Regions from separate parts of the Mus musculus genome. Here region 2 is linked to region 1. The links are chromatin loops, found by intact Hi-C in ENCODE. Cell type or tissue: heart. All regions are shown on one strand. Links, peaks and the distances in the headings refer to the core of each region. The heading gives the core; the rest is flanking DNA.

Region 1 (16,284 bases), core at 4,947-12,946:
CTGCTCTAAGCTCTTTGGTCACATCTAAGGACCTGAGAGAATCTCACTCCCTAGAAGTATCAACTAGAAAAACAGAGGCATGAGACAGTATAAATGCGTCATCTGAGTCACGATAGACAACAGGATGTGTGCATGTCATTTCTCTGTGAATACGACATCTCTGTTTTCATGCACAGTTTTACCAGAAAGAAAGAAATGCTTTTACTTACTGCAGATTGTTGTTGCTTTAATTTGTCTCTGTACTCCTCTAACTCTTGCAGATTGAGAACAGGAGGAAGCTTCTATAGCAAAACAATTGTAAATGAGGAATGAACTTGTTGCATTCAATCTGACTCCCAGAACCCTTCTAACTAGAGCTATAGAGTGCACGTGCGGCAGTGCCCCACCCACTGTCCTCCAATGCTTCCACGCTGTCACCCAGCTCCAGTCACACAAGCCTAAGTATGTGTTTTACATGGCCCTTGGCTTTCGACCTTGTCCAGCCTTGCTACAGCCACAGCCACAGCTGCTACTCTAGCTCCAGAAACCCATACTCGCTGGGCCACCTGGCAGAGACAGTCAGAAAAGGCTCTAACACAGATCTCATATAGTTTACCTGCTAACCTTACTATAAGATATTTCAATGCAGATTTCCCACCTCAGGAATATTATAAATAGACTGAATGTTGTGGTGACAGGCAACACTTTAAATTAAGTCACCATGAAGAAATAGTAAAAAACACATGGAATTGGGAATATGAGGAAACAGATCCCAAGCTTAAAACTCATTTTGCTATTCTGACTCTTCATCTGAAGACCCCATAAGTTTATTACTGTCAGCATTCAGACAGTTTTGTACAGAAGGCTTCTCAGCACAATACACATTCACGACCAAGAGTCAGTACTCTAGCTAAGCTTGTAGTGGCATGGTTGTAATCCTGGCTATAAAGGAGACTGAAAGCAGGCTGTACATCTACAGTCAGACAAAAAGTCCCACAAAGCTTTCCTAAGCATTTATTTTACATTTTAAGTAATTACATTTTAATTTTATTTTAGTTAGCATTTTTAAATGAATTTTGGTAATATGAACGTACAGAGAAGCAGTATAGCAACATGCTGCATAGTAGCAAATACCAAGGGCACAGAAGTACTTCTGTAACCAGTACTCTGAAGGTGCACTTAATAACATGGGCTGACAGTTCATTAAGTTCATATTGTGATAATCACAGACCTGTTAGTGTTATTAAAAAAATATTAGTTCCCTCCAAACTTTAGATCTCACAAATTCATTCGTATGCACTGAGGAAATGAGCTTTAGATGTGTTTTAATCAAAGTTCCCTTTTACCTCCAGCTCATATTTAACAATATCAAATGGATCCGCAGAAAAATAGACTTGTTCAATGCTATTAATCAACTCTTGCTCAGCTTGAGGGTCGCTTGGCTGTTCTCGAAGCTCCCTGAATTCCTCCTTAAAAAATAAAAAGACAAAAAAAAAAAAATTAAAGTCTTAATTACAGCACATATAAGTGTTAAGATTCCATCTGCATAGAAACAAATGATCTTGTACCTTCAGTCACATACCTTCTGAGAACCATTCTGACCAAGAACACAAACTACTTAGAAACCAGAAAACTAGAAAATAGACAAACACTAAAACACTGCTTTTCAACTGAAAGGAAGAAAAAAGAAATCAGATTGTATTTTGAACTGTTTGTATGCCAGGAAGGCTAAAAGAATTTACATGTTTAATTGACATGCAAGCAACTACCTAGATCTATCATAAGGACACATCACAGACTCACATTTTATCACATCAATAATATTCTAAAATCTGTCTGACTGCACATAACAAAACACCGTCTCAATGACCCCTGGAACACAGCCAGTACTGGAACTGTGCAGCGAGCATCTGACTCTGGTAGGAACCACAGAGAAAGGGGAGCTAAGCATCCAGCTCAAGAACAGGTTTACAAGTTGCATCCTGTATTCTATGATGCTCCTCCAAAGTGTATGAACGATGCAATTCTGACTGTGTACCAAACAAAGTCTTTGTTCCCAAAGCACAGAATGGGCTTCCATGCATTTCGTCTAAAGAAACGTGACAGACAGATGCCTATCCCTAATATTACTGTCTTTACACTATGCAATTTCATTGTATTATTTGACAATCCCTTGGTTAACTAGAAAAATCTCAACTTAGATATCTACTTCTTCCCACACTGGCTAATCAAAATGATACTACACTAAGATAGGTATGGTACAAATGCTGATAATTCTAAAATTTGGGAGGCTGAGGCAGGAAGCTCTTGAGGTTAAGGTCAGCCTGAGCTATCCAGTAAGTCTCTAAGAAAAACCAAAGACCCAGTCTTAACAACAGCAAAACAAAAAATGCTATTTTTAATTAGTTCTTTGAGAATTCCATATAATGTGCTTTAATCCCATTCAGTGTTCTCCCAACTCCTTCCAGACCCATCGAATTCTTTCTCATCTGTCCAACTTTGTAATCGCTTTATATTTTAAACCCATCCCATCCAATTTGTGTTGCACAAATACGCTTAGATGTGTGCTTTCTGAAGAGCCTGTGCTATACTCTTAAGGAAAATGAATCCTCCTCCCAATAGCTATCAACTGCCAGGAGCCCCTCAGCTGTTATAAACATAGAACAACGTAGCCATTCCTCTCTCCAAAGTTAGTATCAAATATATTTAAGTATAAAAAAGAAGCAGTTATTTAAAATCCTTATAATCATTAGTGTAATGCTTAGCAAACATTTTAATAAAGCAGCACTAAGCTTATTGACTTGTTTGGAGGGTGCACTGTGGCATACATGTGCAGGACAGGAAACTCCATGCAGAAGTTGGTTCCCTCCTTCCACCATGTGGGCCCCAGAGATCTAACTCATGTCAGCATTTGTGGTAAGTGCCTTTATCCACTGACCCATCTCATCAGCTCAAATCATCACTAAATAAATAACAAAATTATCACAAAATGTATCAGCCAACTAGAACATAGAGTGATGTTCTATGACTTATTGAGGTCATTTTATTTATTAAAAAATAACTTGCTTTGATATCTTTTAACCATAATTTATATTTTTAAAATTATAAACTATAGAATTAACTCCTATTGTAAATTCAAGCTAAATGTGTCAGAATACTATGTTGAAACTTAAAAGAACAAGATAACATTTGAATTTTAAAGTATTCAACAAGAGAACACAGGCATTTAAAAAAAAAAAAGTCAACCCTGTACATCAAACTCAATTTACAAAATATCCTAACAGAAAGGGGCAAAGACATGAGTATTCTGGATAACAGTATGATGTGATAGGTACCATGAGTATAGCATGAGTACAGCATCCTGGGCCTGGCAATGGCTCAGTTGTCTTCTTCATAAGCCTGGGAAGTTCAATTTAATTCCCAGAACCCACAGGACGTGAGTTTGCTCCAGTAATCTCAGCAATGGGGAGGTAGAGACAGGCTAGTTCTTGGGCTCTCTAGCCATCTTGTCCAGCCTACAATCCAAGGCATAAGTGAGAGATCTAGTCTCAAAAATACGGTGGAGGGCTCCTGAAGAATGGCCTCTGGACTCTATATACCCAAGTGACCGTGTACATGGACCTGAACACACACATAACCAACCAACCAAATAAATAAATAAATAAATAAATAACAACAACAACAACAAAACCCCCTACCATTGACACAATGAGAACAGCACTCCTGGAGCAGCAGGGGATGGGAAAAGGAAGTTATCCACTTAGCACCACGGACAGTAGGTGCTCAACTTGTGGGGTGGTGAAACCCACACCACCTGTGGAAGACAGGCAGCCTCCACCCATTAAATGCAAATATAAAGTGAGAAGGATGAACTAGAAAGAGAACTCAGAGTTTTCTCATAAACCTCCTTCCCTTAAAAAGGCACTGGCATCTCAAATACAAGTTTCAAGAGTGTGATGTCACCTAAGCACCACAATCAAATAAATGCAGTTGGTACCATTCAAAAAGAAATGTTGAACGTTACTAAATTGGAAACTATCATTTGTAGCTAGCTAAGTCCAAAACCTCAAAGGCGTGCAATGATCAAGCGACCCTCTCATCTTCAGGGTGTAACTAGCACATTACAGCACACAACAGCATGTTGATGCTCTCCTGCAACCCAGGACAGGCGGGCTGACCTGAAGGCAAAGACACTCCAGCTTTAGTTGCATCTCTACAACCTTGGAAATTTGATTTAGCCTCTTCAAACCTATTTTTTCATCCGCTTTAAAGTTATTAAAATTGCCAAAGGGAAAATGTGATTTCATTTAAAAATCTCACAAATGTACATTTCAAAAATATGATGGGTTTATAAAACCATTACAATCTGTGTAAGCATACAAAGGTCAGATGCCAGTCCTTCCTAGAGATCTATTCAGTCAGCATCCGAGAGCACGAGGAACCAACATGGAGCACTTCATACTCTAATGGGACAATCCTAAGTGAAGGGCAGAGACAAATGGAGCAAGGCAGGAAAAGGCAGAGCATACAGTGAGGGCCTCTCAACAACCAGCATGCCTCAACCTTAGGCTTAAAAGCCATCTTATAGTAAAGACACACTAAGTGCATTCCAGTTTATGATTAAAACTCTGTTTCTCAAGGATGCGGCTATACCCTCCTTGTAACCATAACTACAAATGGCTCCCTTCTGCCCGGTCCAGGAATGGCAATCATAACTTTGTTTCAAAAATTAATTACCATCTTGCAACCCTAACTTGGTTTCAAAAGGGTTGTTATGGCTACCCTGCTATGACTACCTGTTGTCACGACCACTTGTAATCATGTCTCTGTTTCAGCAGGCCCTTATGGCTAACATGCTATGCTTATGTTCTGTTCTAGTAACCCACCAAATCCTTGATTTAGAAACCCTGCGCTATATACATAAACAAACAAACAAACAAACAAACCCTTGTCTTCCTCACACCCAAGTCTGACCTCTCAATCCCCACCTTAGGAGGAGGCAGCTTGTGTACACAAATAAAAAAGCTTGCTTTAACTAATTGCTTGCTTTAATTAGTTTGGCCTTGATGATTTGTGACAGTGGTCTTTCTCCCGTTAACACTTTTGTGGACCCAGATACCCTGATACATCACTGCATCCCAATAAAACAGCCCTCCTTCCAGCCCATCTAGTGACTTCTCTGTGAAATGCACATCTGAGCTCATTCATACTGCTTGGAAGAGACTGTGTCTCTTGCAGCTGCTGCATGTGCAGCCTGCCAGGCACTGCTTCCTTCCACCTCATCCCTCCCTACACACTTCCTCCCTCAGCAGGCCGCCTGCTTAGTCCCAGCCACACTGGGAACTACATCGTGATGCTGTGCAGTGCCCAGATCCACAGCACTCCAGGAACAATTACAGGGCATTCTGTAATTTAACAGGGAGGGATAGTCAAAAGAAATATGAGACAAAGACAGTTGTGGTAAGCACCATGGTCCATAAACTCATAATGCTTCTATTAATGAGAAATCACAAAAATGTAAGAGTATTTTCTGTATGTAAATGAGAAAAATAAACACAAACAGCTACACTGCATATTTTAATATAACTGTTGCATAATTTTGCTAGAGTTAAAAACTCACTGCCTAGCATTAGAGATGTACAAAAATATGCAATTCTGTATCTAAAATAGAATCAACAGGGTAGTTCATAAGTATGAGATATTTTATATACAAAATGAACAAAAGACTCCCTATAAAAATTTTAAGGCAAACAGAAAAAACTAGATCCAAATAAAACCCTTTACGGCATATTAAAACATGTTAAGAAAAAAGAGGTTACAATAATGAGATAGGTCAGGTAAATTTTGAAATAAACAGTTCAGTCTTGCCAACTGTTATATTATTAATGAAGTATTTAAGGATTTATTTTATAGTTACAGAGTATAATTAAATGAGTATTAAGATTAGTGCACTGTAAAAGCTCTTTAAAATGTGAAAATCCAAAACTAATTTGCCAACAAGTAAATGCTATAAAAATGCAACAAAACGGTCAGTCACTAAAATACAGAAAATGTACATCAACGCATCTCATAGTTAAAGCTGGAAAGAGACAAAGTCGTGGATCCAACTGCAGACAGAGGAAACGAAAGCCGAGAAAGCACAAGAACACTTGGGCCCACGGTGCCATCACTTAGGCTTGATAGCCTGCTTCACAGGCTCTGATACCGACCCTCGGTCAGTGGAGCCGCATGGAGCAAATGTTGATTTTATTCTCCACATGTAAAACTCTCCTCCACAGCACAGCCAGGGCTGAGTAAAAATCGGCCTTGCCCTCCAGCAGTGACTAAAGAGCCTGATGAACAAATAAACAGCAAGGCCAGCAGAGCGGAGGGAAGAAAGGAGACAAAAGACCAGCGCACAAGTGCTCTCAACCCCAGGGAGGAAAGAGAAATTCAGAAGACAGAAGAACACAGAGAAATCCAAGTTTAAAGCGAGGACCAGAACAAAATGCAATTATGAAATTGTGATGCAGAATCAAGCAATAAAGAGCCTTGATTTGAAAAACAAAAACATGGCATGAAAACACTAGGAAGCCATAAGAAGCAAGGCAACAATTGGGACTTGTAAACCACGGGTATGTACAGACATACATACATGTATAGGTGTTAGAATTATGTTTTCCTCTAATGAAAGTAAATAACATATGCCATTGTACCAGACACAGTATCAAAAGTAAGCATCGATGTTCAATATTTTATTAAGGGAATAAAGCAGCCTGGCTTATTTGAGCAACCTGGCAGGGAACTTGCTGTTTAGAGGCTATTTCCCGGTCTCACACGCAGCACATTGACTACATTACCACCTAGCTGCTCCTCCATTCGATTATCTCGGAGGTAGATAACGCTACAGGAACAAACACACAGAAAACGTAGACTGCGGATGTAGCTTTATGAGAAGTGAAGAAAAAGATTCGTAACAGATATTTCAGTCAGTATTTCTGCTTTAGCCGGGCTACTTTTAATCTCAACATAAAAACAAAAGGTTTTATGGGGATTCAAATCCATAAAACAAAGCAAGCCCTCAAATGAAGGATGTGAGGAGAACATTTCCAAGATATTTACGGTTTCTAAGGAACGAAATGGTCATTTTAAAAAACAATTTCACATCACAGGGTCACTTCTTAGGGAATTCATCTGTGTTTAAGGAAAAAATAAAACAACTACAAGCTTTGCATTTTGGTAATTTCAAATTATCCAAAACTCCATACTGATTGAGCCCAAAACCTAATCCATAAGTAACTAGTTGTAACTGCCCCCCTCACAACTAAAGTCAGCACAAACAGCACCTTATACACATAGCACTCAATTTTAGGTAGCTATTCAAACTAATTATATAATGCAAACTGACATGAATCCCTCAGTTCATAGGTCACTATCAAAACTGCAGAAAATTAATAGAATAAATCCTGGAACCCCAACGTCTCTCATATTAGATCACAGTTTACACATGCTTGATTCTCTACCTAGAGGGCAGGAAGCTAAGAGAGACAGATAGACAGAGACAGAGAGACAGACAGACTGAGTGTGTTAGAAGGATGAGGAGGAGAGATTTTGTTCCTCTAAGCATACATTTCCTGTCTGCTCTCTTGTCTTGTGTGTGTTTTAACTGTTAGCATCTTTTCATCAGTCAAGATGGCAGGGCAGAAATGACAGTTACAACTGCTGTGGTCTCGTAAAGCTAACATCCTGTTAGAGCCCTAATTGAAAGCAAAAAATTAATAAATTTAGTTGCCAAAATCTATATACAGTGAACAAGAAAAAATATATGGTTTTCAATATTTGATCAGTATTATTAAAGTCATAAATCACTGAACAAATAGATATAGGGTTGATCTACTTCCAAAAGAAACAATTCAAACTAATTATATAATGCAAACCTATTCTCAGATCTCAGGTCCCTCAAACCATGTACCACATAAGATTATAATGAACTGCCATATGTCTGATTACGTGGAAAAATGGTACATTTCTTATATTCCCACTAGAACAACAATAACAATCTATGAAATGTAGCGGCTTTCTCAGTTTGTTTCTGTGTAAGTAAAGCAGGCTGTAAATGCCTACCCTGTTTTCATCAGGTTTAAAGTGCCATCTAGTGGAGTACTGGTTACATTACAATTTGAAAGAAGGCTACAAGTAAATGATTTATGAACACTTGTGCAAGGGATATTAAAGTATGACTATTTTAACCCATACCTGAAATAAGATTAGGTAATAAAAACATTTTAATCACTTTATGGAAAAAGTAAGTAATGAATAAAAACTGATTTCAACCATAGAAATGTACTACATTGATCTACTTATAAATCACAAAAATCAGAAGTCATAAATTTTTTTCTTGACCCTTTGCCAAATATTCGTATCAATTTCTTTTGTTAAAATGTAAACCCAAGTCTGGGATTTTAACATATTTTCATGTATTTACTGTATGAAAAACATTGACGATAATAACATTGGAAACCTTAAAACTTTTAAACTCTCTTTAAAAATAATGCTCAGCTTCCATGACACACTGTCTGCCACTACTGGGATGCTAATACTGGAGAGCACACAGCACATTCAGGGAGTCAGACAGTAAAGTGCCATGCGCGCCCTCCCTGTGTTTTCTCGGCTCTTAGATCCGCTTAGAAGAACAAGGTCTATGCTGAGAGGAGCATCGCAGCCCCTCCAGCCTCGGGGCTTCTTGGGCTTTCCCTGTTCATATCTAGCAAACCCTGAATCTTGGACTCTGCTTTCTTTTCTTTTCTTCCCCCCCCCCCTTTTTTTTGGATTCTGCTTTCTAAACGTCCCTCAAACATACAGCTTCTCTGTTTCTCCACGTCATGAATGTGTCTTCTTAATCAGCAGCCAGGACTTCACCCCTGTGTAACAAACACAGACAGACACCCCTCACCTTTCCTCATCAGATCTAGGACCCTGCTTTTGAACCACTCCTTGGTCTCCAGCGCCATGCATATGATGTCCAAGGTTTCTCCTTAGACCTTACACTAGTCTCAAAATATACAATTAAAATAATAAAAAATAAAACAAGAGCCTCTGGCTCATCAGACAGCTCGACAGACAAACCGTTCTCCTCTTCCCCGCCCTCGTTTTCCTAGGGAGCTGAACCAGCATGGAAATTGCAAATATTAATCCTTTTTAACCTAACTAGCCACAGTGTGATCCAGCCTAATAACCCACTCCCACATACACTGGCTTACTGTAGAGCCTTCCAATATCACAACTCAAGCTAATCCAAGTCTGTCTTCCACTTTACAGTTCCTTCTTCCAATGAGAAAGATATTATGACAAAGAAAAAAGAAAAGTACTCATGCATTAAACTTGTAAACTGGGATGTTCCCGAGAATTTTAGGGGATTAAAATCTATCAGACAATGTAAGGTGAGTTTCATTTGTTATTCTAATTTTCTGCCCAAAGGAAAAACATAAATATACTTTGGGGTTCATAATGTTACCAGCATTAAAAAGAAAAAAAATGAACTCATTCTTGAGCAGAAGGGATTATTTTCAGTGTTCTACCTATATACTGCTGAGTGTGGTAACGCATTAGGTGGAAGTATTTAAATGTTTCTTCACAGCATTGAAATGGCTTAAGTAGAATAAATAGCATATTCATCTTAAGCCACCACCGAATAGCTTTAACCCTAGTAATAATTATACTGTGTTTCCATGTAACAGATTGTACTGGCTAGTTTTGTGCCAACTTGACACAGCTGGGGGTATCACAGAGAAAGGAGCTTCAGTTGGGGAAATGCCTCCATGAGATCCAACTGTAAGGCATTTTCTCAATTAGTGATCAAGGGGGAAGGCCCCTTGTGGGTGGGACCCTCTCTGGGCTGGTAGTCTTGGGTTTTATAAGAGAGCAGGCTGAGCAAGCCAGGGGAAGCAAGCCAGTAAAGACCATCCCTCCATGGCCTCTGCATCAGCTCCTGCTTCCTGACCTGCTTGAGTTCCAGTCCTGACTTCCTTTGGTGATGAACAGCAGTATGGAAGTGTAAGCCGAATAAACCCTTTCCTCCCCAACTTGTTTTCTTGGTCATGATGTTTGTGCAGGACACAGATAGATTACTGAATTCATAATCCAAGTTTCAAAACCATCTCCAATGCATATAGCTCTGTGGTACCACAACAGCAGGAGACACTTCAGATGAAGCAGCTCAGCCTGGCTGAGGTCATCTTGTCACCTCTGTCCTTCAAGGTCTTGTCCTAATTTACAGCCACCCCCATGTGAATGTTACAGGAGCAAAGCTGCAGCCTGGGGGACATCCTTGCCTTTTCACTGCGCAGCTGCCAGTTCTACAGCATGTCTACCATATAGTCAATTTTCAAAACTGTTACTAAAATTCACAGGGAGACTACAAGAAGAAAATGTCATCCTTCACAATGCTGGGAGTTTCTGTAATATTTTTCTAGAATTTGTAAAGTATTTCTAGAATATTTTCTGTGCATCTCACATGCTACTTTTATAGTAAACAAAGGGGTTATTTTAAAATACTCATTTCAAATTAGTAGTTTCCATTTTTAAAAATGCTTTCACTATCTGAAAAACTTAAGATCAGTTTTTGAAGACAGCAAATTTCAATTGATCAAGCACTAAGCTCCACACATTAATTTTAAAGCAACAGTATAGAAATCACTTACTATATGTGGTTAAGTTAAGAGCGCATGCACTCTGCCCCACTCAGTAGTGACTGTGAGCCCAACTCACACCAAACTCAAATCTACCAGCTGGAGCATCACCACCCTGGACTGCACGACTCTTGTGTGTGTAGATCTGCTTGGAGAGATAGCAGCCGCCCTACAGCCCCTAGTTCTTGTGAAGCTGCCAGTTAGCAGAGAACAAATAAACATGAGGCTCTTGGGAGCGTTCATATCATAAGGCTAGCTGCAGCTCAGCCCACAAGCACCACTTTCTATTCATTACTTTACAACCTAGAAACTCCTCAGTATGTGCCCAAAAGACCACTGCAGTCTGACAAGGACATAACAGTCCCCTGGACCACTTTCACTTGGTGATCTTCTGACCCCCAGACTATACACTCTACCAGTAAAGAGTCCATAAGAATGACTTATAAATCCACTGCCACCACTATCACAAAAACACCAGGTCTTGGGGTTTAAAGACAACAGACCATTCCTATCAAGAAATTCATGTATTTTTAATGAAATTCCCTCATCAACCTGACACTGATTCTAAAACATGTAATACATTCAAATTTAAGGTATGTCCACAGTGTATAAACATCTTTTTAATCCACCACATAGATAAAGACAACTTTTTTATCAGTTAGGATGGATGGTTAGTCCTTATTTCCTAACTGTTCCACATCCATTTAATAAGATAGAGTGTGTGTGTCGCAATAACTAAGTCTTTGTCTGAACTACTTCATGCAAAAGGATTGTTAGTACTTTATTATACTGAACTCACATGAAGATTGAGCAGTAAGTATAAAACTTCCTTCACTGGTGAAAGTGTCTGAAAGAGGTAGGAACTGACACTGGGGTGTGAGGAGCCTCAGATAATGGAGCAAGGAAAACCCTGCATTAAGGAAACAGCACTTACGCTGACAAGGATGTAAACTGCTGCTGGGAATGGAAACCAGCCCATCAGTGATTAACTAAACACTGGCCATCCACGGCATCCCATGTACAATCCCTGTGCATCTGCCCACAAGACTCCTGGCAACCAGGCCCCATACACTGTACACCAGGGCTTACTGCAATGGGACTCGAGTACTGTAGCTAAGCTAGGACACCAGCAGAGGTTTCCAACAACGAGGAATGAAGGAAGGAAATGTGCTTTTCTACATAATAGAATTTTCTCCAGCCATTATGTAATTTACAGAAATATAGACATAATCATCATATTAAGCAAGGAACTCAGTCTCAAAGACAATCGTGGTATATTCTCTCTCATTTACAGGTCCTAGACGCTATAAATACATAAAACCAGGTGCATACAAATGACATGAAAGCAGAAGCTAACAAAGGGACTACTAAGGAGGGTGAGGGCTCAGAGTGGGCAGATAATGAAGTATGAAGAGAAATGTGATCCAAGTACAGTATAAAGTTGTATGAAAATGCCCTTTATATAACCCCATATAATAAAAATAAAGATATGAAAATATGTAAAAAGAAATTTCTAGAAGGGAAAAGAAAGCTTCTTGTGTGGGGATGCCAGACACAGCAAACCGAGACGTACTTTTAATTACGGTGCTCAGGGACTGGGGGTTAATTCACCTACAGAACAGTTGCCTGGTAAGCATGCCTAGGTAGCATGTAATATTTTACCAGGTACTGTTTTCTGTGCTTCACATAAACTACTTTTATAGTAAATGAAAGGGTTATTCTTAAATGCTCATTTCAAATTAGTATTTTTCATTTTTAAAACATGCTTTCACTAATCTGAAACACTGGGTTCAGTCCCCAGCTGTTTAAAAAAAATAAAAAGGCAAAACCCCACCCCCCGCCATAATCCTCAAATTAAAATCATCTGAAAGCCTTTATGTGTGGCAGAGCTGTGATTCATACCACGCTCTCAGCAGCAGCGGCAACCCACAACCAGTGGCAGCAGGGTTAACAACAGCTGACGGTTCTCCAGGGGAAAGCCAGCTAGCTTTCAAGTGGCATGCATGAAACTTGTAAACTGAGATGCTCGCAGGAATATTAGGGGACTAAAATCTGAAATATAGCAGACTTATTATAAGGTGGTTCTCACTTGTTTATCAAAATTCCCTGACCAAAGGAAAAACATAATTAAATATACTTTGGGGTTTGGAATGCTACGGCATGAAAAAGTGGGTAATAAATTATTTTACTTGACGTCTTCAAATTACAGCAAAAAAAAAAAAAAAGGTAAGTAGAAATATACATATATATCTGTTCTCAAGCAAAGAATTAGATATAATAAACCCTACCTTTATTAATTTTGCAGTTTTTGCTTTCCTGGTGAATCATACTGCATCCCCACACAATGAAAGCAAAAGAATCATTTAGCTTATCACAGCAACCACCTGCTGTGGGAAGCAGCACTTCACAGAGAAGCAATTAGTACCCAGGGGCAGGAAGTCTGTTCTTGGGGACATGAAACGCCAACCACACATGTAGATCAATACCTTTCCAGGGACCCGAAGGCTCTCAAAGGCACCAAGATCATTGAGGCTCTCCGGAGGGCTCTTCAGACCCTTGAAAAAAAGAGATAGAGAAAAACACAATTTAATTGTGCTAAAGAACTATAAAAAGATAGAGCACACCTAGTCAATCAGACATGATAGTTTTGAAATGAGATTCTCCTGCTTCAAAATACAGAGACCATGCATTTTAAGAACAAATGTCGCTTAACACATACGGTCTGCTATGAAGTCAAGTAAGAATGCGTTTGGAGTCTTTTAAAATAAAAGAATATTATGTGTCACTGTCAGCAGAAAAGGAGAGGTCTATCTTAACCACAACTTTAAAACAAAAAGAAAGAAAACTTACAAAGCTTTCCAAAAACATACTTTTATTTAAATCACTAATAAATTCACCTGACAAAAGGGATTTGAGCAAGCCATAATATTATGATATATAGATAAAAAATACACTCGCCAACTGATCTAGTTCAAAACTTTTAAGGTGTTAATTAAAACATAAGTAAGCCCTCTGTTAATCCTGATCATTTGTCACTAACACAGTCAGTCCCTGCTGTCTGTCTAGGGTAAGACTTAAAGCCCTATCTCACTGCTCTCCAGCAGTCCTGTATGCACATCACAGGGGGGTTTGGGAACCCTTACATAATACCAGCGATACCTAGGAGACAGGAAGAATCTAAACTTCATTTTAAAGCCCCATCTTAGAAAACATGCTATTTAAAGAGCTGACATTAGTCTGTACGGGAAAGCAGCTGGAACATCCGACTGCCCTTCAGGAGTCTCCTACTGACTCTTTGAGGTCTTTAGTCACCAAAAGACATAGTGTGCTATAGGACTGCTTATATTTCTATGAAATGATAGCACTGGTCACATCTACAAGTTTATAACAGCATTTTTCTACCACTATTTCCAGGTTATCCAGCCCACCCGTCCTTCTTTCCTGTTTTTACTCTCCCTCCCATCTCCAAACACCTAAAACCAACATCCCACCAGAGGAGTTTTCTCTTTCTTTCTTTCCTTTTTTTTTTTTTTTTTTTTTTTGGAGACAGGGTTTCTCTGTGTAGCCCTGGCTATCCTGGAACTCACTCTGCAGACCAGGCTGGCCTCGAACTCAGAAATCCGCCTGCCTCTGCCTCCCAAGTGCTGGGATTAAAGGCGTGCGCCACCATGCCAGCTTGAGGAGTTTTCTTAAAAGCTCTATGCTTCAAGGTACACAGTACTTCCAAACATAGCTAAGCATTGTGTCTACTAACAGCACCCAGGGAAGATTTAAAGGTCCAGGGCCTACCATGCACCTAACAGGTAGGCTCTTCTGGGTTGGGGCTGGGTTTGCACTGTCACTCACACATCGGGGGACTCAGAAGACTGTTCATGCTTCAGAAACACAGCTAGACATTTTCAAAACAATTTCTCAGCCAAATCAGTGAAAATTTAAATATGAAGTGCACATACTTCTTTCACACTGTAAGTCTCAAGGAAAGGAGAAAGCAAGTGTTATTTGCTTTTAAATGCCCAATGGCTAGCAAAGTTCCCAAACAAAACAGACACCAAAAATTTAAAAAAAAAATAACAAAGTAAATTACTGGGTATAAGTTGTTGTTCAGGCTCCAATCTCCAACTACTCAGCACTGTGTTTTCACGGGAGCATGCAACTGACGGCAGACTGCAGTTTCCAGGAATTCTTACTGGGATAACATCTACTGCAGTCTAGTGTGCCTTGCAATGGAGGGTGTGTTGGCTCATCCTATCCTGGGTTTCTCATGGCAACTCATATGAAGCATCACAAAGAGCAAAGCTGATTTAGACAAATAAAACTCCATATACATATACTATACAGAACTATGCACTCATAGGAAAGTAAAAGTTTTCAATTACTTCAAATGATACTATTACTTAGATGCCACTTTCAACATGTAGTTAGCATGTCTTTAAACACGTTTTAAAGGTATAATTTATTGGACAGAAGTCCTTGAATGCATATAGCATGTTTATTTTCTCTTTCCATAAATGCCAGAATATAAGTGTGATATAAACCAGTATCTAAAAGAAGATTTCACCTCTATAATATTACACAATTATCAACAGATTTCTGCCAAGTATACAAAGAATAATAAAAGTTGGGAGTACGATGTCAGGAGCCAATAGAATGGAGTGAACTCCAGAACAGACTTCCTGGTTTGTTCCCTAACTCTCCTGTGGCCTTGCACAATCGATCTACCCTTCCTGTGTGACAGACCTGTGTGACAGACCCTAACCATGGTGAGAACTAAAAATTATAAAGAACATTATAAAGAATGAAAGGGACAGTACCTGTGAGGGACCAAAGCAGAACCGGCTAGCTTGCAAGCATCTCTTGACTTTTAACCCTTATACTCAGAACTATTAGATCATAGAGAAACGGTTTTTCTTTTAACATTATAGAAATGAAAATAAGGACCTACATGTCTCCACATATATCTGGCATACAACTGTAATTTAAGACTACAGGCTGTTAACCCTTTCATTGCCAGTTTTTTAAGTTCTTACTAAATATGAACTCAAATTTCTGCTATTCTCATCTGAGGCACAAGTTTACCTCTGTTACTGTGGTGCTCTGCATTTTTTAAACAAAACATTTGTCAATATCATATCCACTATCTAATACTCTTTTCTAATTTTTGTTTACAATTTCCCCCAACTTAAATGTATATAAAATTCAGCATCAATAAAGCTGCCTTTGTACTTTCTTATACTTCTGGTTGTGAGCCTAGTAGCCTAAATGGCTGAGCCATTTCTCCAGTCCAAATCAATCAACAATAAAGATACTTCGAGTACAGCTATAATGAACCTTTTGCTCCTTTTATGAAATTAGTAATTTTGTCCTATTAGGACAAAATGACCTTTGCAGCTATTTGTCCCTTCTCATCTTAGAAAGACTTGAGTCTTTATAATTTCTCTTCATCTCTCTCCCCAACATAGTTGACTTGAGCCCAACCTAGCCAGAATTTCTTCCCCACCACTTCATAAGAAGTGTTGTTGTCTGGGCTGGAGAGAGGGCTCAACAGTTAAGAGCACTCGAGGACCTGGGTTTAACTCCCAGTACCCAAGTGCAGCTCTTACTGTCTGTGACTACAGTTCCAGGGGATCATGTCAGAGAA
Region 2 (16,284 bases), core at 5,377-13,376, 240 kb before region 1:
ATGGCCCACAGCTGCCTGTAACTCCAGCTCAAGCCAGGGAGATTGAAAACCAGTGGCCTCTACAGGCAGCTGAAGTCACATGTGCATACCACCAACATGTGCACCTACACATAATTAAAAATTAAAGCAATTCCTTAAACAGCATTTACATTATAGCAGTTATTACATGCAGCCCCGGTATGATTAAAAGGGTGACAGGAGCGTGTGCTTTGGATTACAATCAAGCACTGCCCTGTTTTACATAAGGAAGTTGTAGGCGAATTACATATTCCAGTTTTTAATTGTGGATCCTTAAGGACATTCCTACTTCTGCTTCTTGCATGTGAACAAAGCTACTCGAATATCTTATTTTCCCAGTATAGACCAGAACCAGAAGCAAGTCACATTAAACAGAAAATCTATCTTCTAAAATAACCTAGGACCTCCTGATTTAGGATACACAACAAAATAACAACAAAGGCAGCAACAATTCATAGGGGCCTAATGTATGCTGCATACAGCACTACTCAGTCACTTTTCAGGAGGCTATTATAGTATCCTGTGTCCTTATAAGGTACTATCAAACCCAATCCATCAATGAGAAAGCAGGATTAGAAACATGAGAAAATTCATGGCTTTCTGAATGTGGCAGAGCGACAGTTCAAACCTACGATTGATTGATCTCCTTCTCTCTGCTACTCCAATTAATGGCATTTGATGGTAACTTGAAGACCTTTTAAAAATCCTATAATTAGAATATTAATCATCATAGATGGTCAAGCCTCTGTAACAGATGAAATAAGGAGCCCCTCTCCACAGGCATGACAGACAACTGGCATTCCCACCCACGGGGCCTACAGGAGCTGTGACTGCCCTTATCCCCAAAGTCCAACCTTTTGGCACAGTTTGGAATAGCACAAGCCCCACCTAAGGGAATGTTCTAGATGCCTAAATATATAAGCAGACATTTTTTCACAATAACCAAATGTAAAATGTAATATTGATTTATAATTTTAAGTTTTTGTTATTTGACCAATTCCTCTTTTAAAGAGTCATCAAATTAATTTAATAATTATTAACACAGCAATTTGATGGCCACGAAACATAAAAGCTCCATTTATCCTTCCCTGGAGCTCAAAGATAATTACTGGTTATCCTATAGATAGAATGGAGAAAATATCCATTTAATAATAATAGTGATTCCTAAAGAAAAGCTTGGCTATTTAAGATTTTCTTTCTAGAGTGATTTTTTATGAAGTCATCTCAGGAAACACAGGTAAAGGAAAGACAAATTTTATTGCTGCCAAATTTAATTTTAAACTGACTCAACTCATACGTTAATTAATCCAACTTTCAGTGTAACGATTTTCTATGCTATGTGGGACAGGTAGGATTCCAGGCAGGCATACGAGAGTCTTGAGTAAATATTGCTCTTTGTGGGCATTTGGATGGAGCCTCTTTACTCCAAGATTCAGAGACGTTCTTGGCACAGAACACACAGTAATGCAAATTGCTTCAGCACCTTTTTGCCTGGGCCTACTACAAGGCTAAAAGGTCAGGACAATATTAGAACACTTTTTCATTCCTAACATCACACAGACTGCAAAGATGGCATTAAGGCAAAACCCCAACGAAGCAAATGATCATAGCTTGGGGGCCAATTCAGGAAAAAATAAGAATTTACTAGGTTGCTTCTTTTCCCATTGAAAATTAAAATAATTTTATTGTATCCCATGAGGAAAATATATATTCTTACAAATTGGAAATGTTATCTGAGTGAATAGAAGGTCAGGGAGAAACTTGGCTTTTCTTTCTAGCTACTGAAATATTAATATCTAGGCACATTTGAGGAGCAGCAGCTTGATGTCCATTTTGAATGTTATGAACTCATTGAGCCGCATTTTAATTCGTTAAAATAGCACTTTTGCCTTTAAGGTGATGCCATATGTTTTCCGGGTAATTCATATTTTACCTTTATTAAGATCAGGAACCCAATGCTTTCATTAAGAAAGAAACCACAGAAGTGTCACAGTTCAGCCCAGCAGAAGGTTACCACCTTCTGCCAGGGCAACCCCATCCTTATGACTCCCTGCCCAGTGCTCTCTCCAAAGAGCAGACAAGGTTACTGGGAGCCATGAGCATTTACAGAAAGCCTCATGTACCACTGTACTCATGGATGAGAGAAGAATGGAACACATGACAGGAGTAGTCTATCTTGGTTGTTCCATCTATTATCCTGGCACACCCAGTACTTAAAATGTGCACAGTAATGCCATGTGGGCCATATATATACCTTCTTAAGAAAAAGCCCCTTTGCTTGAACCACCCCAGAGTCTCTCTTTCTGTCTCTTTTGATACTCCTGCAAGCTCAAATCTACTACTTTTTTGCTCCATACCCACAAATCTTGCTTTCTACATGTAGGATTAAACTGCACTTAACTCTCTTCAGGAAAAAAAAAAATTACCAGCAATAATGATGATCTCTTTGTGTAATAATTTTGAATATTAATTCCAAAATGTTATCTTTATACTGCAGCTAAAGATATTAAAGACTTAATATTCAGTGTAAAGCTAACTAAAAGAAGAACAGATTATATCATTATAGCTAACCTGTAAATGGTAGGTTCTCAAAACTTAAGAATGACTTGAGAACTAATTAAGAACTTGTAAGCAACCATGTATACAAAATGCATATATTTATATGCATATATAAGTATAAAGATATGCATTTTGTATACATATCAGTATTTTGTAAAACATATCAGTAAAAATAATCATGAAAAACATATCTACCACTTACATAGAACTTACTATGAGCCACTAATGTTGTGTGCTTTTCACTGATTTTAATACATTTGATATTTGCAGCATCCACCTAAGGTAAGTGCCATTAGAGCGCCTTCCAGAGGAGAAGAAACCGAGGGAGCAGGGCTACTACACAGAGGATTTGAAAATGACTCCAAGGAGGTCCAGAGTGTAAGTAAATCAGAAAAGAGACATGTACTTACTATTACATTTCTGACGGCCAAAGTTCATTCTCTTAATGAAAAATATCTCTCGCTTTGTATTTTGCATGTCTTGAAGCAGCAGATCCATGGATTTCTGTCTTAGAAAATATATAGAAATAATAAAGGGTTTCCTTATTGTAAATATCTTTCTCTGAAGCTGTCATGCTTATACCCAGGTTTATAGTATTCCACTGCAAACTGAGCTTTACCAGGGAAAAGTGTGCTCTCCAAGTTGACAATTTCATTCATTAAAAAAAAAATCAAGATCATACTGCAAACAAGTTGACTTATTATTTCAAATTTTCCATTAGAAATATTCAACACAACTCTTAACTGGACCTTAAAAAGAATCCCAAAACTACATTTTGCCTCTTTCCATGAGAGCTAGTCAGAAACCCATGGTATCTGTGGTTTTAATGGTGTGGAGGGGAAAATAAATGTATGAGCCCAAAATGGCAAATGAAAACACATCGAATTTTAATTAGTCTAAAAATGTCAATTTTCCTATTCACTCAGAGATGATAAACTTTCCAAGCTCTATTTTGGAACATGACAGCTCATTTCCATGTTCCCTGGACATTTCCCTATCTGATGACTACCTTGGTACTCTGTGTACTTGGGCAAACAGGGGGAGGGGCCAACAGGAGTGGGACTGTCCATCCTGAAGCCCAAAGGAAACTGTGTGTAAGTCCTTCGAGTGCATTCAGGCTATTCAGTCTTCTGTAAGTGGTTTTTATTAATTATGTCTGTGTTTGTTTATTTGCTATATCTACATTTACATTAATTTCACCCCTTCCATTTGCTTGTCTTACACATGTCTTACATTCTAGTGTAAATCATGTTTAATCTACAACTTTTTTTCTCTAATGGTACAGATGAATTTTAGAACAGTAAGAGAAAAACCATTGAGGTAGAACTTACTTTAAGTCAAATTATCTAGCTTCCTCGGGAATTTGAAGATTATTAGGTCATTATTAAGAAGTCAAGCTCACAATAATACAGGAGAATTTCCCTCTCTGTCTTATTCCATCACTGTCCAGAAACTTCTAGCTTGCAAGATATAATCTTAGTAAGAAAAAGGTGTGGCTTCAGACTTATCCACAGTGGTGACAGATGGGGAGGAGGTGTGTGGGAGACAAAGCAACACTGGGGAGGCTAGACAAGCAGACAAGCTCCTGGAAATGTGAACATCGGGTGGGGGGGAGGCTGCGATTTATAGTTTATATTAATGTACTCATTAGTTTTATTTCTCTTATGTCTAAACAGAGTTCCAAAACAGACAAAGCATACTATTACTCAATTTCAGATGTATATTTGCCAGACAGAATATGCATACACATTATCTCATTTAGATTGCACACTAGCCCAAGAATGAGACATTTTTGCCTCCGGTTCATAATGATAAGGACTGAAAACCAGAGAAGGGGAAGAAGTCTATAAGAAGAAATTAGAATTAAGATGCTAATTCTAATATGCCAGTACAATCATTTTTCAGTGACACAAAGGCTTACTCTGACAGTTCTTGGAAGAATTACTCCCATTTTCTTCACACAGTTGTCACAGATGTTTTTATTATTCCCAGTGAACTTCAGGAGGTGGGGAAACTTAGAAAAAAAAAAAAAGGTCCTATAACTAGAGGTAGGGGCAGATATGAACAGCACACTATAGTCTTAATCACTGTCCTATACTCCTACTGAACACAGAGTCTATGCTTGATCATGTCTGCTTGGTGCTGAGTGTGTAGCTTTTCAGGATCCCATGTGGCTTTTAATCGAAAAGAGTTGTTTACAAACACATGGCAGAGTTTCACTGTCTAGTAGCAAAATGAGAAGCTCAAAGACAATGTTAAGAGTTTCCGTAACTACTAAGACCTTTTTCTATAAAGGACTGAGCTTTGTTCTAGAAACATAGTCTTCCTTTTGTAGAACAATAATATCCCATTTAAATCTAATGACACTCAAAATGGCTGATAATTATTTTTAAAAACACTCATTAAAAATTTGTCAGTCCCGTGCCTTCTGCCTCATACTTGGAACAATGGGAGAAAATAGCATTAATTCTTAAACTGTAAGCTTCTGGCCTTTGTAAAATATACATATATACACTTTCTAGTTTTAAAAGACATTTAAGGGAAGGCTGTCGCCAGCCTTGTCTAATCTACTCTCATAGAACAACCCTCTCCATATACAAAACACCTGAACTCCAGCTGAACACCATATACACGCATCAAGCAGTGTCTCTGCCCTTTCGTTTAATAGACATTTACTACTGTGTAAAGCAGCACTACTCCAGCAGCTGGGGCTCCATCTTTAGAACCTAGTGCTTGGCTTTCCTTATGCACAGATTTCTGTAAGGAAAATAAAATTTCAAAGTGAAGTCTTACATAGATTTTATATAATACAGGGGGAAATTATCAAACATGCAGGAATCACACAGGAGTGAATCTCTCTCTCTCTCTCTCTCTCTTTCTCTCTCTCTCTCTCTCTCCCAATTTTCTGTTGTAGTGGGTAGCAAACCTATAGTCAAATATATATCAGTATTGTACTCTGCCACTGAATTAAACCTCTGACAACTTATATATTCTTTATTATTATTTTGACCCTCATATAGAATGGGGGGAGCACAGCACAGATTCCAACATGAGCTAAAACTTAGGTGATGGTGTTAAGGACTTAAGTACTTAAGTAGAGGTAACTTACCAAAAGATAGATATAGAAGAGTTCAATTAGTTAACTAAGTTAAGAACTAGTCAGACAATGAGACAACCTCATGGCCTAGGCATTTAATAATAACCAATTAGTCACAGAAATTTTGTTCCATGAACAGGATTGGTAAAGCAAAGCTGGATATATTTATACCAACCATTTTTACTCTATTCCAAGTCTTTTAATTATCCTGTACAACCACTTTTACTCTTATTCTTACTCTATTCCAAGTCTATTAATTATCCTGTACAGTCACCCAGCACATCTAGATTACAGCATAACTTTGCTGGTAGAATATTAGAGATAATTGCACGCACTGCTTCCTTAGACGCGTTGCTTTCACCCTAATGCTAAAGAACAGAAGGTTTCTGCCTTTGTAAAGAGAAAGCAGAAGTAGGCTGTGACTTAGTCCCCAGAAGAAACAAATGAGGAAGGAAACCAATTCCTTTTCCTTTCTTCTACAGGGCTTGTTTTTCTCTTAATGTAGCATTCCATTTCTCGCTCAGAGTTCATTAGACATCTGGAACTTAAATAGCTGCTCCTAATGTATTTAGAGCAAGGTCATATGGATATACCCTGGGTTGCGAGAATGAGTATCCTGAACATAGAATCTTAATAGTTACTAATTACGTTTTATATCTTCTTCTGATTTGGGATGCAAGGTTGCAGCAGAGAAATTGTCACATGGGATGTCAACCCCCAGATAGGGATAGTACAAGACTGAGTTTGCAAGGAAAAGTCAGTATTACCCAAGAGAAAGCCACCGGTGAGAAGTGTGAGCAAGCCAGTGGGAGATAATTCTGACATTTCCAGTTAGACAAATTTATGAAAACGGCTTTAAAGTATTTACGCCTATAGATCAACATATTTCTTCAGAGATTAACTTTTTTCCATTAAAAGTAGTGAGTGGAAGTACTCAAAATGCTTTTTCAAGTGCCTGGGTATTTTGCCCATGCCTCCCTGCCATCATTAAAAGTGAAATAGAAGAGACTTTATGGCCTCCCTCTTTGGAACTACAAGGCCACTGCAGGTAAATGCACATAACTGGGTCCCTGGAGGCTCAGAATGCCCTTCCTGTCTCTCAGCTGGGACATCCATGCCCTGCAGATCTAGGTGTACTTCCATATTAACAGCAAAGCACTGAGAGTAAAACCCCATTCCCATTTTCTTTATCCATGCCTCCTTTGCTATTTTAAAGCAGTCTTGCTCTAGGCAACCAAATTCAAATATCCTTCAGTATAGCGTTAACTTGCAACTAACTAGTGGATCCAGGAAGCCTTCCTTACTACACTCCTCCCCTCCTATCTGTATGCTTCCTCCCCATTAAAGGTAATTTTTTTTCCTTTTCACACTGTTGAAAAAAGACCACAGCGGGAAATGGATGTTTTAATTGAAATTTAAAACAGAGTAAAACTATGATAAGCTCCATCTATTTACCAGGCAGCCCAAGGTGAGATTTCTCACCATCAAATTCTTACTTGTAAAGACCCATTTTTAAAGACACTATTTCAGAACATATTTTATTGTTGTTTCTACCTGTTTTAATCAACTTGATAAGCACCGTGATATGCTTGTAATCACTGCCATTTTTATTTTGTTACTTGCCTACATCAAAAAAATGATTTGCAAAGTTTGGCATTCAATATCTTCCCTTTGACAATTGTTTGAAAGGATTTGCAAACAACTTCAACACAGGCAGGCATTCAATGTGTTGCTTTGAGTTTCCATTCCATAAGTGACTTTTCACATAAATCCTGTCAAATTTATTCTGAGGTACCAGCTTACTCTATCCTGGCTATTTCCAGTGAGCCCAGGAGTGTGAGGACCTGCTTTTCCCTCCTCAAAGGCAGCTCAAGGATAATGAGTCAACCGTCCAGTAGCTTCCTCATACTCCCTCAGAGGCCTGAGCTAACTGGGCCTGCTCTATTTTGCATCATGAACATGGCTGCAACCTGATGCAGCCAAAATTCCCTTCTGAGCACCTTCTGTTTCTCTATGGAATTCCTCACCCCATGTAGAGTTCTGACAAAGGAGCTCTGTTTTATTCAGTCAGACCTTGCTTATATAGAAATCCATATCACCTGTTAAGTCCTAGGGAGATGGCCTAGAATCTCCAGAATCACCAGGCTGCTTTGATGCAGTAGTTATTCACAGGGACTCTGGTGTCAGATATTCTAAGGTCAAACATACCACACTACTTACTGATGATGGCCTAATGCAAGCACTTTAACATTTTTTGTGCCTCAGTTTCCTCTCATTCTGTGGTGCTGACTCTCCAGATTATCATGTCTGCAAAAGGCTCTGGCTGATCAATGCAGGGCAAATGACTAAACATTCCTGATAGAATTCACCACGTGAGAATGACCCGCACACACATAGGTCACACACATGGCTTGGCGAACGGGACAGTTACTGACTCTGTCTTTATGATTTTGCAATTATTCTATCCCTGAAGAGGGGACTTCCTTCTGAAAAAGTGCCTTGCTTCAACTAGGGCCGATATTGCTGATTGGTCTTAAGTTTTTTGCCAACCAGCTACTGATGCATGCTGAGCCCTGTGATTCTGTTCTAGTTCCTCCACCAGCACCTCTTTAGGGTTAAGATTCTTTTTTGTCAACTGAAAATGAAATTTGACATTAGGAGCATCACCTTTAATCATGTCCCTTCTAACTCCTTTCTCACTTGCTTCCCTCCCATCTAGACTCACTCTCTTTTAGAAAGACTTGTATATCCAGAGTGCGTCTAAATCTATAAAATAAAAAAATATTCAGGCCTCCGAGAAAGTGTTGAGAACATCTGCCAGGTGCTGTTAGGATGCATGAGTTCCAGATCAATAGATTGTTGAGTAAATAGAGCTTCAAATAAAAAGAATATTTCAAATAAAGCACAATTTGCACACCAACTTTCACAATGGTTTATTAAATGGTACATCTTTTTATATGCCAAAACCAACACAAAGCCTTGAAGCAAATTCTCATGGGAATTTGTCAAACCCACATGAAAAACTCACACTATGCCAAAAAAAAAAAAAAAAAAAAAAAAAAAACCATATACAGGTTTACCTTTTGACCTTGGCAAATTTCAAAATTGGCATTAAGATGCAAACTTCTTGAACAATCTAACACAGATAACATAATAAAAGCAAAAATGGTCAGTTTATCCTTTCTTCCTTCCTTCTTTCTGTCTTTCTTTCTGTTTTTCTTTCTTTCTTTCTTTCTTTCTGTCTTTCTTTCCTCACTCCCTCCTCCTCCCTTCTTCCTCCTCCTCCTTTTTCATCTTCTTTTGATTCATTTTCAGTAATTTTCTAAGCTACAGCCCTGCTTTGAGTAGGACACGGAAACCACCTCTAGGCTCAGTGAGAATAAGTGCACACAAGAAGACCGGTTGTGGCCACAGTCATATGGAGTGGTAGACTGTCCTGCATAGGTATCATTCCCATTTGATCTTGGAGCACAAATGTGTCTCCTTGAGCCATCATATATAATATACAGACAGAACATGTAAAGCAAACATGATTAACTATACTCCGAGCCAGGTGGATTGAAATGTAACAGAACAGTTCACAAAGATGGCCTCTTAAACTTGGTTAATTTTAAAGCATGCGTGTGTACATTCCTGTGGAGTTTAATGGGTGCCACTTATAATCTCTACTAAGAACCTGCTAAATCTGAGGACTTGAGAAGAGTGTCTTGCCTTGTGCAACTCCACAGCCATTTGTTTTGTAAATTAGACAAGAGTCAGCCTGTAGGGGGGATTAAAACACTGGGAGGCAAATTAACATTGGCCAGCATCACTTAGCCTTAACTGGGTCTGCAGAAGTCAGGTCTGTCTATGCTCTGAATATTTTTTAATACTGACTTTTTTTTTATTAGTATAAATATTTAAATTAGTGGCCTTTTTCTATTAGTAATAATAAATATTTTACTTGTTTACTGACATTGGGATGTTTTCTCATTTGTGTTCTCTGTGTGCACAGAGGATGTGTAATTTTCTATTCCTACTGTACAGGAGACATAACACCCCCCCCCCAAATAAAACAACCCATGACCAAAAAAAAAAAAAAAAAAAAAAAAAACCCATGACATGTTTTCCCAAAGTGTCAGGTGATAGTAGCTGAGATATTCCCACAAATTTTTGTTAACTGCTCCTCACATTAGCCCCAGTGCCTATAAATCAATCTGCTATAGTGACTAGAGAATCAATCTAAAGTGCCAGACGCAGAAAAACCCAATGAAGGAAGTTGCATTGTTAGTGTTCTTGTTGTTTGAACGTTTTAGTATTGACTCTGAATACATGAATCTCATTAGTAACAATTTTGGCCTTCAATAGTAAAAGGAGCAGAACGTGTTATCAAAATGTCCAGAGTGTTTTGATCATATGGTTCACCTCTGCTGAAGCCTTGTGGGTAAAATACACATTTCCATGCTGTGAGTATGTTTTGTAGGAGCCAACAGGCTGTCCAGTAGGTGGCACAATATTAACACTCAGTGGCCTTTGTGTTCAAAGAAATATACCCTTAAACTTGGCTCAGAGACTCAGGAGGGAGCTGCTTCATATCTCAACTGTTTAAATATATACTCAGGGTATTAACTTTACTCTTGAAAATATCTTTTAGGATCAAGTAATTTTGAATTCATGCATCCTCTCTTTGGGGGTCTATATGCTAATTTGAGATCCACTTATGCCTTGTTGCTTCAACGATTTACACCATTTGTGTCTTTTTTTTTTTTTTTGCTCAGATATAAGAAAAAGCATATAAAACTAGAAAATGGGTCTTTAAATATTACACACTTTTTAAGTAAACTTTTTGGAAATTTGCAAAACCAAGATTGGGCTGTAGAATTGGTTGTCGCCAGTGTCACTGGTATCTCCCGTGCATCTGAGCCACAGTCATAGCACAGCAGACACTGGGGAGCTCAGATCCACCAGTCATTTGGACAAATCAGATTAAAGTTAAGTACTTTGCAGCTATTTCAATATGTCTTGTCGGTACTTTGTCATCTCCCCCATCCCTCTGTGTGTGTGTGTGTGTGTGTGTGTGTGTTTGTCAGAGAGAGAGAGAGAGAGAGAGAGAGAGAGAGAGAGAGAGAGATTAATCCAAATGGAAATGATTGCTTGCAATATAATTCAAAAATATCCTATTGATTACATTGATAGTTCTGTCTGCTAATTGATCTGTGGAAGGAAAATAGCATCTTATAGTAGTAAACTGTAAACAACAATTAAATGCCCTATACTGAGAAAAACAAAAGGATCTTGCCTTACATTTTTGCCTTTGTGATATTTACTGAAAACAGAGCAAGGGACAAGCTTTGCCACTGTTCAGGAGTAAATTTCTGCATTTACCTGTGAAGCTGATCTCTCCAGAAGATCAGACATTGAGGGACTGGGAGTGAAAAGCCTCCTCACTTAGTTTAAAGCCCTTTGAATATTCTTGCCCAAACACTGCTCACCGCCTACACATCACATGTTAGTTACAAACACGGCACTTAAGTGCCTTTGCTTTCCATGGTCTCTGCTTTGTAAGGACTTCATCAAGTCCTTGAGCTACACTTGGGTTCTATATCCAGATGGACTGGGTGGATTCTGAAAGCAGACTCTTAGTTCTCATTTGGGTTCTAACCCTGACCATAAATCTTACCCAAAAATTCTCTTAGGGAACTTTCTATGAAAAACAAGGGCCTCATTTGTAGCACAAGAGTACCATTATGTTTACTAGGGTCATCCTCTGAAACTGGCTATTTGAATCAGTTTACAAATTAAGACTACTCAAAAAGTCCTATATCCTTTTCTCTCTCTATTTCCCTAGTGGAAGGGGGTACAGAATTGATAATCATGAGAATCACCTGAAAAGTGAGATACTGCCCATAGCTATCAAAAAAGAAGGGGCTGGCCGGGCGGTGGTGGCACACACTTTTAATCCCAGCACTTGGGAGGCAGAGGCAGGTGGATTTCTGAGTTCAAGGCCGGCCTGGTCTACAGAGTGAGTTCCAGGGCAGCCAGGTCTATACAGAGAAACCCTGTCTCAAAAAAACAAAAAAAAAAGGGGGGGCTGGAAAATGGCTCAGTAGAGCAGCACAGGCTGAGGATCTGGGCTCGGATCCCCAGCACCTACTTAGAAATCTGGCTCAGTAAGATTCATTGGCAACCCCAGAATATTGGGAAAGAAAACAGGAGGGCTCTGGGGTTCTCTGGCTACCCAGCCTAGCCAGAATGGCAAGCATCAGGTTCAGTGGGAGATACAGCCTCAAAAGATAAAAGTCAAGAACACTGAAGGAAGATACCCAATGACAGTTGGCTTTTTTGCCCCCTGAAAAGTTCTGAAGTGACAAATATTCAGAAAACAAAACAAAACACAGAAATGGAGACCTGGTATCAGCTAACTCTCAGCAAAATTATTCATGTGCCCTCCACGCTAGCTAACATTTGCAGAGTTGGACTCATTTGAAGTGAACAGGGTTGGGGACATCCAGAGATAGGAACATCCTCAACTCTGAGAAATAGGTCCTTGAATAGACTAAACATTTGTTTACAGACTCCGCCATCAGGACAGCTCCACAAATTCTTGTCTTGAAACAACAGCCCCTCGTTCATGTTCTGAGTCCTTTAATGAGATGGAATGTCTGAAAACATCTCATAGAAACAAGTCAGGATGTACAGAAAAACCTGACTCTGTCCCATGATTTTACTAGGACCAGCTGTTTCTTGTGAATATGAAGAATGATTTCCCAAGTGTAATACATCCTCCCTGGGACTAGGTCCTGATGTGGCGCCCTGTTCTCATTCAAACACTACCTAGACAACCTGGGTGATACGAGGAGCTCTCTGCCTCTCAACTCCTCTGCCTCTCTGCCTGTAATCTTACCTCTCCTCAAGTTCTTTACTGAAGGAAAGTTGGTATCATGTTTCATGAGGGAAAAAAAATAACATAAAAATATCCACATAAAATATTTTGCTTCTGAAATTTAAGGTTTTGGTTTCTTAAGGTCCAAAACCATAAAAGTATTAGCATTATTATATTATATTAGTATGTGTGATAATTAAAATATCATTTATGCAATACTTTTCATTTATTTTTTTCAAATAGCCATAAGAGCTTTCTTTGCCCAGCAGTTGGCACACAGTAAATTGAAATCCTATGTCGGGCGTGATGAACGCCATGGATTTCAAAGACAAGTGAGCTCTATGAAATGATCATCTAATGTCTTCTCGCTGGGTGCTGCTAGGTACGCTTTGCAGGCTGAAATTCTCATTCCAATCTGCCTACTTACACCTATAACATCTCTAGAAGTTTTAGGAGCTCTACCACTATTTCTGAATAGGCAGGACAACCCATACAATAAGACCAGAGGGTGTTTATCTATCATGAACATACTACTGTAAGGAGAGTCTTTGTTAAAGTGTGTGAGCTAATGCTCCCCTGAAAATATAATGACATTTCCAAAGGTATTATGGCCAAACATTTCTAAAAACGAATATTTGTTTCAGTGCTTACACTCACTCTCTATATATGCATTTACAGCATCGGAATTAAACCAGTTAAACTGTTAAATGTTTGGTAGTGGGTGTTGCCATTTTACATGCTTAGTTGGTGAGGAGACACTCACTTTGGGTCTCCTTCCAGACCCAAAGTTGTGGCCCAAACACAGAGTGCGGTGAGGACGGTGCTTGCTGTTTTAACTCCAGCAACACCCTTGTCAGACATCGAATGAGGGGTGAGATGAGGCCACTGTTAGAACAGCAGCCCACTCCAGTGTGACTTCAGGAAGTAGACAGTTATTTTTGTTTAGATTTTTTTTTAAGTTTTAAAGTTAAAAACACTGCGTCAAAAAATAAAAAATCCAGCAAAAATAATCGGTAATAAAAGCAAAGAAATTCTAGACTCAGAAGTCCCATGAAGTCATCTCTATGCCTTTTGCCAGCAGAGGGTCTTTTTTAAAACATGTTCTCAGGATTCTTGCCAGCCTAAACATCAGCTGTCCCAACAATGGGGCACCCGTCATTTCACTGGCAAGCACCACACAAGTTCAGCAAGCTGATGCTCTTTGACCTGGATTTCTCAATAAATACACCCCAGCAGTAGGACATGCTGGATTTAATTTCTGTTTAGTTCAGCCACTTAGCAAATTTACTTTGTTGTATCTTTTGCATCTGTTTTTACATTGTCTGTTTAAATTCTTTCAATGCACACCATTTAAGTCATCTTTCCCTCCTAAATCTTAATTTAACAAAAACACTCCTCTCCAGCCAGCAGGAGTCTGAAAATGCTCCCAAAAGAGAGGGGACATATACACGTTTTATTAAACACATACATGTTTCTTTTGGGTGGGGGGGGCAGGGTTTCTCTGTTTAGCCCTGGCTGTCCTGGAACTCACTTTGTAGACCAGGCTGGTCTCAAACTCAGAAATCCACCTGCCTCTGCCTCCCTAGTGCTGGGATTAAAGGCTTGCGCCACTACGCCCGGCTAGATGTTTTAATAAAGAACCAAATAGGTTCTTTCGGTCCTGATAAAACTATCAACAGAAATGCCCTGTGCATGGGGTCTCGGGGTTACAGAGTACACCAATAATCTCCTGAGTGTGTGTTTGTGTGTGCTTTCTTTTCTTTCTACCAGTTATACTATAGTAGTATATCCTTCTGTGCCCGATGCAGCATCACAAGGGGAAAAGTGCAGGCGGTTGGTTGTACTCTGCTGCCTGTTTTCCGCCCCTCTTGTGGTCTGAGGGAAGTGTGGGACAGCTCGCAGGAAAGATGAGCTCATATTCAGCCTGGGAAAGCTGCTTCAGCGCCCTTCCTCCTGCTCCGCATGAAATGAGCCCTGAGCAGCATGAAATCCTTGACCGCAGGTGTGGAGACGCGCTGTGACATAAATATCTTTGCTGCTTAGCAGTTGGAGGACGGCTGTGGGAAGATTTGTCAAAGCTCCCCCAGCCAAGTCTGACTCTAAGGAAATGGTCATTAGGCTCCACCACAGCGCAGGCTCAAATCCCGCTCCAGCTTCCAAATAAAGAACTCATCTAGCAGAGTTGGAGGAAGGTTCCTGAGGGCTTAGACCATCCCAAGAGATAGAAAAGAATGGGGGATTCATACACCAGACTGGCATGGTTGACTACAAACATATAAACTCTTCTGTTAGATCACAGACATATCCATCAACAAATGCATAAACAAAATCTCAATTATATGAATAGGACAAACTTTTGCCCACACCACTACATAAAATATCCATAAATGTTTTCCAAAAATGGCCAAAATTAATAAGAATATATGTGTGCATGGGAGCGCGCGCGCACACACACACACACACACACACACACACACAGAACGAATGGAGGAAAAATCTGCATACAGTTTTCCAACTACCCTCACAGTGAATGGGACACATAAATTAATGTAATAAATATACCTTAATTGCGTATTTGTCGAGATTACTTACTATATTTAACTCTATTGCTTTTTAATTGTAACAACTAACCTTACCTCAAAGTGTAGATATCATTTAATTTCAAAGTTTTAAACTTTTCTTTGTTTTTGTTTGATGTCAGATAATTTTTCTTACTTCACTCACTTCTGTACCATTTTTGTTTATTTTCATATCAATATAGCAGTATATTAAGTTTTAATAAAATGAAAAGGTTACTCTGTGTTAAGAGGAGAATATATTCCAAACGTGTCTACTATTATAGTTAACATTTTGGTCTTAAGTTTTGTAAATTCTCTGTTTTCCATTTGCTTTCCTAGTTGTCTGTATTTGTAACATATCCTATGTGTTCTTTAATTTTAATTTTCCCAAAATATTAAAGGAAGAAATCCTCTAAATGTTATTATTAGCTGTTATAAGTATAAATACATCTTTAACCAGAAAAAATACAAATAAAATGACAAATGTAGGGATGACTTGCCCCCTCCAGCTTTAAGCCCTTGATTTCAATTCTCATGCTCTTTGATCTAAAAAAAAAATTATTCAGTGCTTAGTTTGGTATTTCATTCACAAAGCTATAATTTGATTTTGTGATTCTGGAGCTTATAAATCCAATTTGTATCTATTGTTCAGCCCAGTGGAGTGAATTTGCATGGCAGTCATGTGTTACAAGTTATACACTGAAAACACAGCTCATCTATTTTAGTGTTTATACGATGACAATGAGTGTTAATGTCACAACACTGCTCATTTTCACTAATGAAAATGAACTTTCAATACCAATATTGAAAAATTCTCCATTGAATCTTTCCTGATCAATGGTGAATAAGAAAAGTGATGTTGAATTACATTGATTTATGGGAAAATCCTAATTCCTATTAACCAGATTCTCAGTATATAACTTCAATACAATATAGAAGCATATATTTTCTTTAGAGATCTCTTCACATTTGAGTTTATTTTTTAAATTTTGAATACATTAAGTTGTTTTAAGTAAACAAGAAAAGAGATTTCAATACATGCTTAAGTTAACTGCTAGTAGACAATAGTCTTCAATTTTGCTTTAAGTTGATGTAAAGAAAAGACATACATTGTTTCAGTAAAATCAAAAGGGGAAAAGGTATATGAGTCAAGATGAACTTTGTACTAGGTCTCAGCCCATACCACACAG

The links. Peaks named below come from ENCODE experiments on the same cell type or tissue, not always from the same donor. Only the 100,000 strongest peaks of a DNase experiment are listed, where the experiment ranks them.
Region 2: it touches region 1 in a loop (12-fold over the local background); 16 of 42 quality-filtered maps call a loop at or near these places.

The regions. Positions count from the first base shown.
Region 1 is chr6:3,501,786-3,518,069 of GRCm38, reverse strand. Vps50 (VPS50 EARP/GARPII complex subunit) reads right to left here. Exons shown (of 28, transcript NM_024260.5): 2 at 13,133-13,201; 3 at 1,326-1,448; 4 at 210-281. Among named protein-coding and RNA genes, the nearest start is that of Vps50, 12 kb to the right of the region's middle. In heart, for the core only: a CTCF peak has its summit at 8,103 (motif pointing left); no DNase peak of the experiment used is centred there; H3K27ac peaks cover 426 bases.
Region 2 is chr6:3,739,623-3,755,906 of GRCm38, reverse strand. It overlaps Calcr (calcitonin receptor), which reads left to right. Exons shown (of 16, transcript NM_001377018.1): 3 at 2,848-2,955. The coding sequence starts at 2,933. Among named protein-coding and RNA genes, the nearest start is that of Calcr, 16 kb to the left of the region's middle. In heart, for the core only: a CTCF peak has its summit at 10,157 (motif pointing right); no DNase peak of the experiment used is centred there.